Linked DNA regions of Homo sapiens: region 2 is linked to region 1. A link is an interaction called in ENCODE POLR2A ChIA-PET data of the cell type or tissue named here. Cell type or tissue: PC-9. All regions are shown on one strand. Each heading gives the region's core, and the rest is flanking DNA. Links, peaks and the distances in the headings are about the cores only. Region 1 overlaps MTMR12 (myotubularin related protein 12). Region 2 overlaps MTMR12 (myotubularin related protein 12).

Region 1 (8,331 bases), core at 33-8,032:
ATGTGTGAAGATATTATGCTTGATCCATATTGGTAGATTATATAGGTTAAGTTTTTCCAGTAAATACCCACTCTCAGTTTCTCATCAAGTTGTGCTTGTGACTTCTGATGTGTTGTGGTTTTTTTTTTTTTTTTTTTTTTTTGAGATGGCAAAGAGGGCAGTGAGTTTGTAGCCATTGACAAGAGAACATGCAGGTTCTGAAAAGGGCTCAAGCTGAGATCTTGGCTTTGTTAGGATGATGCCCACGGTAGCCACCTGTGGGGGCCTACATGAGGTTTATAAAAAAGCAGTGGTAGACATCCCTGGTAGATGGAGTTTTGATCAACTACAAATTCAGCAACATTGATAAGCCAAAGTTGTCTCAGCCTAGCACCATGAGTTTATTCTCACTGAATCAAGTTTATGATGGATGAGTGCTATGTAAACGTCTTCTAAGCTTTCAAAATGAATCATTTGAAATAAACCTCTTGAGATTGGGAGGCAGGATTGAACTGAAATAATTCTTTTAATCTCTAATCTCCTGTTGGCTTTGGGAGGAGGAATAGGGGAGGTGGAAATAGAGAGGGATTCTGGGGGGGAGTACAGTGCTGGGAGAGATGGAAAGGCCTCAGGGCCTCACCCTTCCTTTATTCCCCTTTGCTTACCTCCCGTATCGCAACTCTAAGGAAAGCAAGAGCTTGTCAGTAGCTCTTCATACTAGCTGTAATGCCAGTTCCTTTAAGCTTCAGTTATATTTCTACCTCGAAAATGGGAATAATGATATGTCCATGTTATATAATAGACATGTATGAACATTTATTAATATCAAATGCCATTATGCATGTAAAGCCCCTAGCACAGGATACTTAGATGTAGTTAACCTTTAAGAGATGTGGGCCATTATTGTTGTTATTCAGAAGTTTCGTCAGAGCCACTTGGATGGCTTCAGAAAGTGCTTAATCATTAATCTTAAGAGTGCATAAATCTTTCCCAGCTAAGGTATTAATAAAAGGGGAGTATTTTGTTGTGATTGTTGCCATGTTGTCATGCCAGGAAAGTTCCTTGTGTGGTAACTCTTTCTTAGAAAATTTTTTGCTATCTCTAAAAGTTTCTTTTCCTTGTTCCTTTATACATTTGCGAATGATTTGGTTATATTTAAAATTCCAATGTAATGAGAACACTTAGTTATTGACTTTTTTCATTATTAACATTTGGCCTTTGACATTTTGCTAGTTTCATTGTGTGGACTTATTTTTCTTCCCTCTTCCCTAATTTTTTTTTTTTTTTTATACGGAGTCTTGCTCTGTCGCCTGGGCTGGAGTGCAGAGTGCATTGGCATGATCTTGGCTCACTGCAACCTCCGCCTGCCGGGTTCAAGCGATTCGCCTGCCTCAGCCTCCCAAGTAGCTGGGATTACAGGCTCGTGCCACCATGCCTGGCTAATTTTTGTATTTTTGGTGGAGACGGGGTTTCACCATGTTGGTCAGGCTGGTCTCGAACTCCTGACCTTGTGATCTACCCACCTCGGCTTCCCAAAGTGCTGGGATTACAGGCGTGAGCCACCGTACCCAGCCCCTCTTTCCTAATTTCTAATGGTCTCTCTTCAAAGGTTAAATTTTGTCCATTTATCACATCTCTTTAGTGGTTCATTTAAGATATGAGTAAATCAAATCAAGTAAAATCATAACTAGCATAAATAAAATCAAATTGTCTCTGAAACTAATACTCTCTTTATTTCAAAGGCAGTTGTAAAACCATGCTGTTTTGATTTCATATTTAAATGCTTTTCCTAAAATAATAGCCATCACTTTTCCCTCTCGTACCCTGTCCTTCATTTCCTATAGGCCTGGCTGGTGCACAGGCTTTCAGAGGTGGCATGCAAAACCTCAGTTGTTTTGGGAAGGGAGGGATTTCAGCCGTAAGATAGGGCTTATGTATAAGTGGGGGCAAGGGAAGCCCTGGCCACAGTGATGAAATATGTTGAAGATGACCTTCCTCTTGTGACAGATTGCCAGCTCCTGTTTCAGACAATGTTTTTTGTTTTTTGTTTTTGTTTTTGTTTTTTTGCTTTTGCTAAGAGTTTTTTTGTTTGTTTTTTATTTTTTGTTTATTTTTATTTTTATTATTATTTTTTGAGATGGAGTAGTCTCTGTCACCCAGGCTGGAGTGCTGTGGCACAATCTCTGCCTCCCAGTTTCAAGCGATTCTTGTGGTATCTCAGCCTCCTGAGTAGCTAGGGTTACAGGGGTGTGCCACCATGCCCGGTTAATTTTTGTATTTTTAGTAGAGACAGGGTTTCGCCATGTTGGCCAGACTGGTCTCAAACTCCTACCCTCAGGTGATCCACCCACCTCGGCCCCCCAAAGTGCTGGGATTACAGGCATGAGCCACTGCGCCCAGCCTTTGCTAAGAGTATTGAAGTATTTGAGAACACTTGAAGTGAATGAGTCCTGTTTTTCAAATAAAAAAATCTATGTTCCTCCAAACATAAAATTGAATCCCTTGAGATCAACTTCCCAATGTGTCCCTGTCCTTGGAAGAAGTAATGATTCTCTTTCACTCTTGGTCTCCCCGTGAATATTTGCCTCCTGTCTATGCAAACCACTGGGAATAGCACTTTCCCTAGGGGGTCAGTCAGTCTGTGGTATTGGGTATCTTGCTAGTTAAAGAAGGGAATCTGGGGTTCAGATCCCAGGGATGAGTTGTTTGGCATCAGCAAGTACCCCTGTTTTATCTCTGAGGGACTCCTGGGCTGGCCTCAGTGTTTATACTTTGTGCCTTCTCCTTTGATGCCCAAATGTATTCTCTTGGCCCCTCTTTTTTCACTCTTTACCTACCTACCTACCTGTCATCTGTCTGCAGCCCCCAGCCCCACCCCAGCTTGCCTAGTTTAGCTTCAAGTTCACTTGCCCTACAAATCTTTTTCTTTCTTTTTTTGAGATGGAGTCTTGCTCTGTTACCCAGCTGCAGTGCAGTGGCGAGATCTCGGCTCACTGCATCCTCCACCTCCCAGGCTCAAGCGATTCTCCTGCCTCAGCCTTCTGAGTAGTTGGGACTACAGGCGCATGCCACCACACCCGGCTAATTTTTGTATTTTTAGTAGAGATGGGGTTTCACCATGTTGGCCAAGCTAATCTTGAACTTCTGACCTCAGGTGATTTACCCGTCTTGGCCTCCCAGAGTGCTGGGATTAGAGGTGTGAGCCACTGTGCCTGGCCCCTACAAATCTCTTTATGCAGCTTTACGTTCTGGAGAAGAGAAGTGGCTGCTTTTTCTCTTTTTGTTTTAATGATCACTTTCTGCTACCTGCTGAATAAAGATGATCTATGCTAAAAGGGTGACAGGAAGAACCTGATGTACCTATAAGTAGTACCTGAGGAGCGCAGTAAGTATGGCAGATGTAATCTGGGTGGCAGACAGAGAGGGGGTATGGGAGCTCTGGGGTGCATGAGAGAGGCCCTCAGTGTGGTGAGGGTGTGGCTGTCTCTGTGTCTGGTCCTGTTACAGAGGAGCAACTGAGGAATAAACCAACCACAGTAGGAGTCTGGGGATGGAAACAAGGTGCCATAGCATTGTGGAAGAGACTTTGATTTTGCAAAGTTCTGATCCAGGCTCAGCCACTTGGTGGTGACCTTAGACATGTAACTTCACCTATCCGAGACTTCCTTTTCTTACCTGTAACGTGAATAGGTGTCTTCCCTGCAGGCTGATTTAGAGGATGAGAAGAAATAAACCATATAAACCCAGCTAAGGACTTGACACATGGCAGATACTCAACAACTGCTAGGTGCTGTTATTATTAATAACTTGAACTGGAAGATTTGTTATTTAAGCAACATTTTTATGTATCTACCATTTGCTAAGCACTATTAAAATTAGGAATGCAAAGAAACAGTCTGTGCACTCAGGAGCTTCACCTTCTCTTGGGGAGATGGCTGGTCACCAGAGTTCTCTGCACAGAGGTCGGAGCTGCCTACTTATGAGGGAGGCATGCCCAAGTGCTCTGGGGGCACAGAGCAAGACCCACTGCAGAACCCAAGGCAGCATCTGGTCTTATGCAAAAGCTGTGTAGGACTTGGAAAGGTCGACATTAAAGCGGGATTTGGTGTGGGGAGGAGGGGGATAATGTAGCAAGCAGGCAAGAGGGGTGTGAAAGGCTCATAGCTGTGTTAGGACTGGGTGACATCTTTCCCCATCTCTTATGTAAGGTGTGTGCACACATGTGTGATGGTGAGAGAGAAGTCTTGAGGAATAGAATCCAAGGGTCGCTGCTCGGACCTGCAGGAGTATCTCCAAGATTCTATGAGGATTCCTTCTTTCTGTGACATGCTGCTGTACCATAGATCAGTCTGGCCCTTAGTGAGCCTGTGGGCACCTCTCATCTGTCCCTGGTTCCTCTTGCCTTCTTCCTGCTCCAAGCCTTTTAACTTCTCCCAGCTCTTCCCCTAACTTAATGTTTATAGAGCAGTTTTGGAGGCGGTGGTAGAAGGGGAGGCACAGATGGCAATGCCATGTGTCTCTGCAGCTGCTGTCAGTCACATCCGTTAGCTTAAATCATAAAGCAGTGACAGCCCCATAACTGCCACCTGACACCTTTTTTCTGGCACTTGTACATATCCCAGCACAACAATCTTTACTTTCAGTATAATGTGGTAGTTAAGAGCATGGCTTTGGTGTCACACAGGGCTTCCTACTTGCTAATGGTGAATTTGGGCTGGGTGTTTAACTTCTCTGAGCCTCAGTTTTCTGATCTGTGAAATGGGAATAAAATAAAAGCCCGTAAGGTTGCTGTTAGTCTTAAGTGATGCAATCTGTGGAAAGCTGTTTACACAGTACCTAGCAGGTAGTGAACATTTATTAAATGTTATTTAGTTGCTATTATTCCTCACCACCCCAGAAGCTGCAGGTATGTGTGTGTGTGTGCGTGTGTGTGTATGTGTATGTGTGTGTGTGTGCGCATTCATGTGTGTGTTCTTTGGGCCACCAGTGCAGGTCCTGATTGTGGCAAGACTTGACCTCATTTCTTTCCAGCATTGTTCTTTTTTTTTTTTTTTTTTTGAGATGGAGTCTCGCTCTGTCGCCTAGGCTGGAGTGCAGTGGCGCGATCTCGGCTCACTGCAAGCTCCGCCTCCCGGGTTCGTGCCATTCTCCTGCCTCAGCCTCCAGAGTAGCTGGGACTACAGACGCCTGCCACCACGCCCAGCTAATTTTTTTTTTTGTATTTTTAGTAGAGACGGGGTTTCACTGTGTTAGCCAGGATGATCTCGATCTCCTGACCTCATGATCCGCCCGCCTCTGCCTCCCAAAGTGCTGGGATTACAGGCGTGAGCCACTGCGCCTGGCCTCAGCATTGTTCTTCTCTGGCACTCTAAGTGTGTGTCTGGAGCCAGGCATGCTGTCCCTCTTATAGGACTGCCATACCCACCATGGGTACCTTTACAGTCTACCTGGAGGGCCTCCCTTCCTGCACAGTTTTCTTTTTCAGTGAGTCGTTTCATGGATTTCCTTTCTGTCCTGTAACAGTATCTTCATCTGTCTCAAGGGCTTCTAGGAGGACTTGGGGTTTGGGCAGTATGTTAAGTCCAGAGCTTGATACCTGCAATTCAGCTTGGCTTCTCTCTCCTTTCAAGTGAGCCTTCCCAGCTTCTGCCAACAGCACCCTTCTTTCCCTAATCACTCATATGCCCAACCAATCACAGCCCCCACTGTGCCCTTTGTGGGGCCCTCTGTGGTGATCCGTCTGTGTTTCCATGGCCACCTTCTGTCTAGCATCTCCTGGTGCATGCAACCACCTACCACAAGAGCTTGACTGGCCTCTCCACTTCCCACTGCTCCCCGTCTGCACCACCCCCAGATGCCCACACACCACAGCCAGCCTTCTGCTGAACGCGGCCTTCATGTTGTCATCTTCCCATTTAAGAGCCCTCCACGCTTCTTGCCCCTTCCACTGATCCAAATCCTAACTAGCTTTCAAGGCACAGCCAAGATCCTGCCTGCTTCTGGTTCTGTTGAAGGAGCATTAGCTTGGATTTGGGAGGCCTCTGCCTCTAGCCATTTCTTTTCTTTGTGACCTTTTGCTTCCTGAGGCAGGTCCTTATCCCATCAAGCTTGCCAACCGTCTTTGGGTGTGGTTCACCGATAATAAGAGAATCAAGCCAGTTAACTGTTTGGTGAGATCAGGTCTGTGGGATCTGAGGCTTATACTGGTATTTGGGTCCTAACATTTATTTTCTAATGTAAGTTTTATTTATTTCTTTCTTTAATAGGGAGAGTTTAATGAGGTATTGGGATTGTTTAAAGGCCTAGTGAATGCCTGGTGAGAGTGATCCTTGCTAAGAATCATAAATGAGTAATGCTTTCACTGCACTTCAAGAAATGATGAGCTGTCAAAACAGAGTGAGGAATTTAGTTTGCATCTTAATGAGCAGATACTCTCTTCCTTCAAAAAAAAAAAAAAAACCTGAGGTCAGGAAAAAAGCAGGGTCTAAATGTGAAGAAAAGGATTTAGAATGGCCAAGTGAATAAGTATTGCTTAGCTGTTGGGGGTAATGAATTGTCCAAGGTCATTGCCTGTTCCCCTGCCCTGGAGACTTGTTACAACTGAAAGAACATTTGTAGGTATTACTTTGTAATAGGAAAAAAGTTGAAGATTTGTGGTTGCCTAGGGTTAGAGGTACAATGTAAACAGAGGGATTGAGTGGGGAATAACAGGTCAGCTTTGGTATGAGGTGCTTTGCCTTAGAATATTCCTTTTGGGATGATGAAAATGATCTAAAATTGATTGTGGTGATGATTGTACAACTATGAATATACTGAATACCATTTCAACACTTTATATTGTTAAACATTATATTAAATACTTTGGTGAATTACATGGTTGGTAAATTATATCTTTTTTTTTTTTTTTTTAGACGGAGTCTCGCTCTGTCACCCAGGCTGGAGTGCAGTGGCGCGATCTCGGCTCACTGCAAGCTCCGCCTCCCAGGTTCACACCATTCTCCTGCCTCAGCCTCCCAAGTAGCTGGGACTACAGGCGCCCGCCATCACGCCCAGCTAATTTTTTGTATTTTTTAGTAGAGACGGGGTTTCACCATGTTAGCCAGGATGGTTTCGATCTCCTGACCTTGTGGTCCGCCCACCTTGGCCTCCCAAAGTGCTGGGATTACAGGCGTGAGCCACCGCGCCCGGCCACTTTTTTTTTTTTTTTTTAAAGAGAATGTTTTCCTCTGTTACCCAGGCTGGAGTGCAGTAACATGATCATAGCTCACTGCAACCTTCAACTCCTGGGCTCAAGGGATCCTCCCACCTCAGCCTACTGAGTAGCTGAGACTACAGGCACGTGTTACTGTTCCTAAGTTTTTTTTTGGTAGGGACAGGTTTCACTGTGTTGCCCAGGCTAGTCTCAAACTCCTGGCCTCAAGCAATCCCCACTCCCCCACCACCTCACCCTTCCAAAGTACTGGGATTACAGGCAAAGTGTAAATCGCCATGCCCAGCCAATTACACCTTTTTTTTTCTCGTTTCTTTTTTTGGAGACAAGGTCTTGCTCTGTTGCCCAGACTGGAATGCAGTGGTGTGATCTCAGCTCACTCCAGCCTCAACCTCCTGGGCTGAAGCAATCTTCCTGCCTTAGCCTCCCAAGTAGCTGGGACTACAGGTACACACAACATGCCCAGGTAATTTTGTTCATTTTTTGTAAAAACAAGGTCTCACTATGTTACCCAGGCTGATCTCGAACTCCTGGGCTCAAGAGATCCTCCCACCCTCGGCCTCCCAAAGTGTTGGGATTACAGACGTTAGCCACTGTGTCTGACCTCAATTATATCTTAATAAAGTGTTTGTTTTTTTTTTTGAGACAGAGTCTTGCCTCATCGTCCAGGCTGGAATGCAATGGCGTGATCTCAGCTAACTGCAATCTCCACCTCCTGGGTTCAAGCAATTCTCCTGCCTCAGCCTCCCTAGTAGCTGGGATTTCAGGCATGTGCCACCATGCCCGGCTAACTTTTTTTTTGTATTTTTAGTAGAGATGGGGTTTCACCATATTGGCCAGGCCGGTCTCGAACTCCTAACATCAGGTGATCTGCCCGCCTTGGCCTCCCAAAATGCTGGGATTACAGGAATGAGCCACCATGCCCAGCCTTAATAAAGCTTTTACAAAGACAGAGTTTAAAGTTCAAAAGTGTAAGCTTGGTGTCAGAATTGATACTGAGTTCTGGCTTTACCATCTATTTAGTTCTGTGAACCTGGGTTTATTATTTAAACCCTTAGTGCTTCATTGGCCTTATCTGTAAAGTGGGGATGAAAATACCATACAGATTGTTGTCAAGATAAGTGACATAGGACATTGAAAGT
Region 2 (8,331 bases), core at 71-8,070, 74 kb after region 1:
CACTGACTACCATGGTTTGTTGTTACCGCATATCGAGGGGCCCGAAATCAAAGTCTGGGCCCAGCGCTACCTACGTTGGATTCCAGAAGCCCAAATCCTAGGTGGTGGCCAAGTGGCCACTCTGAGCAAACTCTTGGAAATGATGGAGGAAGTCCAGAGTTTACAAGAGAAGATCGACGAGAGACACCACAGCCAGCAGGCCCCCCAGGCTGAGGCCCCCTGCCTGCTGAGGAACTCTGCCCGCCTCTCGTCTTTGTTTCCTTTCGCTCTGCTCCAGCGACATTCCTCTAAGCCCGTCTTACCCACCAGTGGCTGGAAAGCTTTGGGAGATGAAGACGATTTGGCCAAACGAGAAGATGAGTTCGTGGACCTAGGGGATGTGTGACCTGTTTGTTGAGTGATTGTGAAAGAGGAATGTGGGAGATTGGGACAGCTGATCCCTGGATTTGTGTCACGCTACAGCTCATGCTGGCTGGGTCCTTAGCCCGGCACTCCGTTAGAATAAACCTGGGCCTTCGGGAAAAGAGGTGGCTCTCATTATTTTTCATGATTCTAAAAGACTATGCAATTAAAACCGCATCTGTAGTATTACTAATTGGAAGGAATTATTACTTGACCCGTAATAGGGTTGTGGCCGTTTTCTGATGCCTAAGTATTATACAGAGCCCACAATGGCCAGTTTACTACCAGAAAGGGCTTCAGTAAGATATTCTTGGACTTGATACTTTCTTCAGATCCTCTTTGTGCCAAGATAATTTATCCAGTCATTGGGAATAGTAAGTTTCTGTGTAACCCATCTCAATTATAGAAGCAAGTTCAGCTTTATGTATTTGTATGGGGAGTTGAAGATTCAGATAGAGGTATTAAGATGTGTGGCATTTACTTAAACCATCACATTTTTTTCTTTCTACGCCCCCTTGCCTGTAAAACACCTGGGAAGTTCCACTGGTGTCATCCATCCTGATGCTTCAGACCACCCTCCCTTCTTCACAGACCGTGTCACTTTGCCTGTGGGTGGGGGCTAGCCAGCCACCACCCTCTTTTCTGTGCTGCCAGCCCCAGGTCTTCCTCCGCCTGCTCCACACCACTCGCCGCTGTCCCTCTGCACTCCCTGCCTTGGTGCGTGTAGTCCCAGTGTCTCACTGCCAAACCTCTTGGTTACGCTGCGGGGATCTGTTTCTTTGCCTGAGATCCTTCCTGAGGAGCGTCCATTCCTCTGGAGTCTCTCCTTGTTTGGAACAAATCGCTTCGCCTTTTTCTACTTGCCTGCTGAAGCTTTGGAGCACTTGTGATTGCAGTTTTCTGCCGCAACCCCTGAGCCGAGTTCCTCACATTCTTTTACCTTTATGGACTGATGGGATTGGGTCACTTTTGAATGTGGCTTTCATAGGAAAGCAGCTTAAACATAAATATCAGAAGTGATGATTATCATATGATACCTCAGTGATTTTAAAAGCCATAGAAGAAACTTGACTATGCCTGGTCACCTTCTTGGATCTGCTGTCTAAATGATATATATATGATATATATGTGATATATATATATCATATATATGATATATATATATATATCACATATATATGATATATATATGATATATATATATCACATATATATGATATATATATCATATATATGATATATATTTTTTTTAATGCAGGAAAGTATACTTTGTAAGGAGCAGATTTTTTTGTTCTCAGTGGAACCCTGTCAAATCGCATAAAAGAGGAAAAAAACAAAACTCATTAGAATGTTTTAAATTGAATGTTCGCCTTTTACATATATTTGCTCTTCAGTATGGATCCCAATTTGAATGTTACATGTTCGGAAAAACTTTCAGTTGCTCAAGGGCAATAAGAAAATTTGAGGCCGGGTGTGGTGGCTCACGCCTGTAATCCCAGCACTTTGGGAGGCTCAGGTGGGCGAATTGCTTGAGCCCAGGAGTTCGAGACCAGCCGGGGCAACATGGCAAAACCCTGTCTCTACTAAAAATACAAAAATTAGCTGGGTGTGGTGGTGCATGCCTGTAGTCCCAGCTACTCGGGAGGCTGAGGTGGGAGGATCCCGTGAGCCTGGGAGGTGGAGTTTGCAGTGAGCTAAGATCGTGCCACTGCACTCCGGCCTGGGTGATGGAGCAAGACCTCGTCTCAGAAAATTGGAAACTATTGACTAAGAGAAGTTTCTAGGTTTGCACTGAATTGTCTTTTGTACATACAGTGAATTGTTTTGCTGTTCTCCCCACTCCATATTAATGCAGGAGCCAGGTTGGTCTGTTAGGATGAACAAAGGTTGAGGGGAGGGCAGGATTCGTGCATCTGGGGGCCAAACACATGTTCCGTCTTGATTGCCTTAAGAGTTACTAGCGAGGTCAGTGTTAGGCTTGCAATAGGGATTTTAAAATACACTAACTAGTTCCTTAGCTACCTTCACATACATTCTATAGGCCTTCTTAAATTAGCACTAACCTCCACTTCCTTCTCTGCCCCATTGCCTCCCAAATATGCTATGGAGCTATTTTTGTTACCACGTTATAACGTGAATATTTATACAGTAGCCTCTTCAGGCTTTGTAATTTTCATTCCAAAAATGCCCGGTGTGATGCTTTACACTCTACAAAGTATGGTTTAAAGGCACAAGGTCATGGCCTTTGTCATAGCAGTTGAATGTGCATTGACATATTTTTCTATGATTTTTTAAAATTACAATAGAAAAATAAGCTGTTGTAACGTGTAAGGTCATGACAATTTTTGTATTTATATTTGAAATCAGATTTCTATAACTCGTATTTGTGTACAGAATTCTCAATGGATTTATATATTGTGAAATTTTTATCTGAGATTGGGATGTGGATTATGCTTAACAGTGAGAGCTGAAATGAGACCATTTACTTTGTTTAAAATGCTGTACTGTGCAAGTTTGGAAATGTAAATTAATTTACTGTATATAATATCTTGAGTTTGTTTATACCTCCAAGTTTTTACACTGAAGATAAACTAGCTTTAATTCAAAACTTTTTTTTTCTTTATAAGGGAATAAGCTGTTGAGCTAAACCTGTATACTTGTGCTTTTTATTTTCTGGATGCACAATGAAAGTTTATACTTGTATCTCACTGCATCATATCTGATTGCAGAAATTAAAGCACAATTTACAAGCAATACTGTACTTGGTGTGGTTGGTATAACACATGGAGTAATCCGTTTCATTCTTTCAGGAAATATTGAGCATGTACTGGGTACTTGGCAGGGCCAGTGGGGACAGCAGGGAAGAGTGCAGTTTGCGTTCTTGTGGGGCACAGGGAGGTTTGGTGGTGGGAACCGATAACCAAACAAATATTTATAATAGGTGATTTGCAGTTACATGTATATCACAGCACTATTCACAATAGCAAAGACATGGAATCAACCCAGGTGCCCATCAGTGATGGATTGGATCAGGAAAATGTGGTACATATACACCATGGGATACTATACAGCTATAAAAAAGAATGGAATCACGTCCTTTGCGGCAACATGGATGCAGCTGGAGTCCATTATCCTAAGTGAATTAATGCAGAAACAGAAAACCAAATACTGAATGTTCTCATAAGTGGGAGCTAAACATTGGGTATTGGACGTAAAGATAAGAACAACAGACACGGGACTCAAAATGGGGAGGGAGTCAGGGAAGGGTTGAAAAACCACCTATTGGGTACTGTGTTCACCATTTGAGTGATGGGTTCAATTGAAGCCCAAACTTCAGCATCACGCAATATACCCATGTAATAAACCTGCACATGTACCCTCTGAATCTAAGGTAAAAATAATAAAAAATCTAGCTGACACTGTGGCTCACGCCTGTAATACCAGCACTTTGGGAGGCCGAGGCGGGCGGATCACCTGAAGTGTCGGGAGTTCAAGACCAGCCTGGCAACGTGGTGAAACCCTGTCTCTACTAAAAATACAAAATTAGCTGGGTGTGGTGGCGCATGCCTGTGATCCCAGCTACTTGGGAGGATGAGGCAGGAGAATCGCTTGAACCTGAGAGGTGGAGGTTGCAGTGAGCCAAGATAGCACCACGGCACTCCAGCCTGGGCAACAGAGGAGGGCTCTGTCTGAAAAGAAAAAAAAATCCCAGGTGATGATAAAATGCTGAAGAAAAAATAGGGTGGGGATAGGGTGATTAAAAGAAAAGAGTTTTTAACCCTGAAATTAAATATTATTACCTCTCTGCTTTTTGTGGGGATCTGTAAAATTAGAATTCTGTTACTCTGGAATAAAAATTGCTGGAAGAGATCTGAGTACATTTAAACCATGAAAGATAGAAAAAGGCTTTGTTTTTGCTTTCAGAGAGGTTAAGTGAGCGAGCACAGGGTAAGATGGCTTATGAGAGTAGGATTTGTTTCTAATTCGTTTTAATACTTAACTAGATTGAGACATAGCACTTTGTATGTTCTGAGAAACAAGGCTCATATTTCTTTGACCTTTCCTACCTACAGAGGAGGCTTCCCACTCTGCTGCTTGTCCCCATCCCCCTTTCCTATCTGGCCAGCACACTATGTCCAGAAAGCTAGCTCTGAGACACCCCTGGAATTTAATAAGCTCTCATGGATGCCACGTGCTTTTCAGATGTTTTGCTTCTTTGGTGTTTGTATTAAATTCCCAAGTAGTAGTTGTGACCGTAGAGTTTAGCAGCTTCTCGTCTTATTTTCCACATTTGTTTAGCTCTTGTACTTTTGGTGGACTTAGCTGTCTCTCACTCTTGATTTTGCTTGTTCCTTGATGTCCAGGTGAGGGCATGGAGGGACTTGGGGAGTAAAGAGTGGAATGTTCTCCGTCCAGTGTGAAACAGGGTGGGGGGTCGGCTCCTGTTGGGAACTAGCCCCTGTGCCTTCACGTCCCCTATCATTAAGGGAGTTGGAGGCAGAGGGGGGCCTGTCTATAGCCTGTTTTCTGGCCAGGCGCAGTGGCTCACACCTGTAATCCAGCACTTTGGGAGGCTGATCACAAGGTCAGGAGATCAAGACCATCCTGGCTAACATGGTGAAACCCCGTCTCTACTAAAAATACAAAAAAATTAGCCATGCGTGGTGGTGGGCGCCTGAAATCCCAGCTACTTGGGAGGCTGAGGCAAGAGAATAGCATGAACCTGGGAGGCGGAGCTTGCAGTGAGCAGAGATCACACCACTGCACTCGAGCCTGGGCGACAGAGCGACTCTGTCTCAAAATAAATAAATAAATGAATAAAGCAAGCCTGTTTTCTGAGCCCTTCCTGTGGTCGTGTGCTGGGCTTGTGTCCCACTGTGGCTCTAGATTATTTATAAATGTGTCCCTGGGGCAGGACAATTTGGGGCTGAGCACGCAGGATGCCCCTGCCCTGCTGCAGAGACAAGAGCTATAGAGATGCATGGCCTTATTGGGTCCACCTTCCACACACACATACAACACCCTGAAAAGTACTAGCATGAGGGTGGGAGAGGCAAGACCCTGTTTGTACCGTGGGTTCCAGTGTAACCAGGGATGTGTCCAAGTGCCTACACTTGAGTTTGTTGATAACCAGGCTAGCTGTGGGTAGTGCAAAATCAGTGTTTTAAATATCATGTGTTGAAAAGTAATTTGAGTGGCTTTATGTCTGAAAACAGACATCTCAGCCTGTTTTGTGGTTCAGACCCAGGTTCTTTTCTTTTTAAATCCCCTATTACACTGTCTGCCCTTAGCAATTAAAGGATATAAAGTGTGTTACTATATGAAAATATGCACAGTAAGCTTTTTTCAATATATAATCTGTAGGTTCACACACAGTAAGCTTTTTGGACTTGTTTTTTAAAAACTTCCATTTTGCTAGCCAGTTTCATAAAGGGCTGTCTGGACCTGAATGTTTTTATGAAATCCTGAATGGAGGACTTTTCAAATTGTCTTCGCAGAAGTCTGGGGCCCAGTGAATGTTGTGCTTACTCATCCCCAGCACTGAAAGGGCACAAGTGCATGCCATTCCTGGGAAGGAAAAGAATGCAGATGGATGGCATTTCATCCCTGGACTGACCCTGAGGACTCTGCTTGGAATGCTACTGCAGTAGCCTCCAGGAGAGGATGGAAAAGACCTCTCCTCTCTCCCCAGCTGATGGGGGTGGGGTGGGGGGAAGCAGTAGAGATTGGTGGGGGTGGGGCAGGGGTGGACTGGGAAGGTGCACAAGGGAATGTTCTGGAGTGATGGTAGATGGTAGCATTGTATATCTTTTTTTTTTTTTTTTTTTTTTTGAGACAGAGTCTTGCTCTGTCGCCCAGGCTGGAGTGCAGTGGCACGATCTTGGCTCACTGCAACCTCTGCCTCCCGGGTTCAAGCAATTCTCCCACCTCAGCCTCCCAACTAACTGGGATTACAGGCGCCCACCACCAGGCCCGGCTAATTTTTTTTTTTTTTTGGTATTTTTAGTAGAGACGGGGTTTCACCGTGTTAGCCAGGATGGTCTCGATCTCCTGACCTCGTGATCCGCCCACCTCGGCCTCCCAAAGTGCTGGGATTACAGGCGTGAGCCACCGCGCCTGGCCAAAAAAAAAAAAAAATTTTTTTTTTTTGAGACAGGATCTCATTCTGTTGCCAAGGCTGGTGTGCAGTGGCGTGACCACAGCTCACTACAGCCTTGACTTCCATTTTGTAGAAATGGAATCTCACTATGTTGCCCAGGCCGGTCTTGAACTTCTGAGCTTGAGTGATCCTCCTGCCTTGTCCTCCAAGAGTGGTGGGTTTGGAGGTATGAGCCACCGTGCCTGGTTCTGGCTCTCTGAAGCCAGACTGCCTGAGTCTGAATCCCTGCTTTGCAGCTTACAAACTAGGATAACATCCCTCCATCTCTGTTTCCTCATCAGTAAAATGGCACCATGCCCAGAACCCACCTCACTGGAGAGTTGGAGGTTTAAGGATAAGTGTCTATTATAATGTAAATATTCAATACATGGAGCTATTATTATCTATGTGTGTGGTCATTTACATACATCATGTAAACAGAGGGATGTGTGTGTGTGTGTGCGTGTGTGTGTGTGTGTTTAAACTTAATCTGCACCCCAGGAACAATTAACATTTGAAGTATCCTAAACAGGAACCCAGGTTCCAAAGGTGGCTACATAAGCACTTCAAATGTTTTCAAAATCTATCCCAGAAGGTTTGTTGAACAGCACATGGAATGTTAAAAATCATCTTTCAAAGGTGCAATGAGTGGGTACTTGAGGTATGTGGTTGGCTAGAAATGTCAAAGAGGCCTCACTTTCACACCTAGAGGATATACAAATCCATCAGGCCCAGCAGTATAAACACATCAGAGCAGAGAACGAGGCCTAAAAACCCTCCACATCACCAGACGGACTGCAGGGTTAGCTGGTCCTGCTGTCTCGTAGCATCTTTTTGTTTTTGTTTTGAAACAGGGTCTTACTCTGTCACCCAGGCTGGAGTGCAGTGGCACAGTCATGGCTCACTGCAACCTCCGCCTCCCAGGCTCAAGTGATCCTCCCACCTCAGCCTCCCTGGTGGCTGGGACTACAGGGGCGTGCTACTGTGCCCGGCTAATTTTTGTATTTTTAGTAGAGACAGGGTTTTGCCATATTGCCCAGGCTGGTCTGTAACTCCTGGGCTCAAGTGATCCACCTGCCTCAGCCTTCCAAAGTGCTAGGATTACAGGTGTGAGCCACCACGCCCAGCCTGTATCTAACTTAAGAGTAAAACTTTCATGCAAGGTATTGTGTGGAGGCCTGAGGACACAGAGTGGGAATCCTCCACAAAGTCTAAGAACAGGAAATACGACTATTTTTTTTTCTTTTGAATTTTTAATGACCAAAACAAAGCATCTAAAACCGCAGCTTCTGGAAGAACCACTTGTTCTTGCCTGTCTTATATCTCTCTTCAAACTTGACCTTGGCTTCTCGTGGGGCCTTGCGTTTAAGAGCAGGGTCTCTAAAGACATCCTTATTGATGACAGTTTTGTCTAAGGGAATAAGATACCCACAGAATACCTTGTGGCCATTAGGTGATTGTAGTTATAAACTTTCACAAAAGACTTGATCTTTGACCTCTTGGAGATCTTCTTCTTGCCCATGGCAGCTGTCACTTTGAGGGGATAGCGGTCAATTCCAGCCACCAGAGCATGGCTGAAGGGGCTATCTGAGGTGCCATCATCATTGTTCTTCACAATGATGGCTTTGCGTCCAGCGTAGCCTCCAGCCAGGACAAGCACCACCTTCCCAGGTTTCATGAATTTGCCCATTTTGGCAGCAATCACTCGGGCCTACAGCAAAAAGGCGGAAATTTTGGGCTGTTAACAAAAGTCCAAGGCTCCCGCTGTCATTGTAAAACACCACTGCTGG

The links. Peaks named below come from ENCODE experiments on the same cell type or tissue, not always from the same donor. Only the 100,000 strongest peaks of a DNase experiment are listed, where the experiment ranks them.
Region 2: POLR2A ChIA-PET joins it to region 1 with 11 read pairs; 2 of 35 experiments call an interaction of 5 or more read pairs at or near these places.

What each region holds. Positions count from the first base shown.
Region 1 is chr5:32,295,659-32,303,989 of GRCh38, reverse strand. The region is part of intron 1 of MTMR12 (myotubularin related protein 12); the gene reads left to right. Among named protein-coding and RNA genes, the nearest start is that of MTMR12, 13 kb to the left of the region's middle. RefSeq lists enhancers at 5,635-5,764, 5,825-5,914. In PC-9, for the core only: no CTCF peak of the experiment used is centred there; a DNase peak (open chromatin) is centred at 1,109.
Region 2 is chr5:32,221,832-32,230,162 of GRCh38, reverse strand. MTMR12 (myotubularin related protein 12) reads left to right here. Exons shown (of 16, transcript NM_001040446.3): 16 at 1-3,156. The coding sequence ends at 385. It also overlaps the pseudogene RPL27P10. Among named protein-coding and RNA genes, the nearest start is that of GOLPH3, 52 kb to the right of the region's middle. RefSeq lists a silencer at 5,866-6,160. In PC-9, for the core only: no CTCF peak of the experiment used is centred there; a DNase peak (open chromatin) is centred at 5,982; H3K27ac peaks cover 2,394 bases.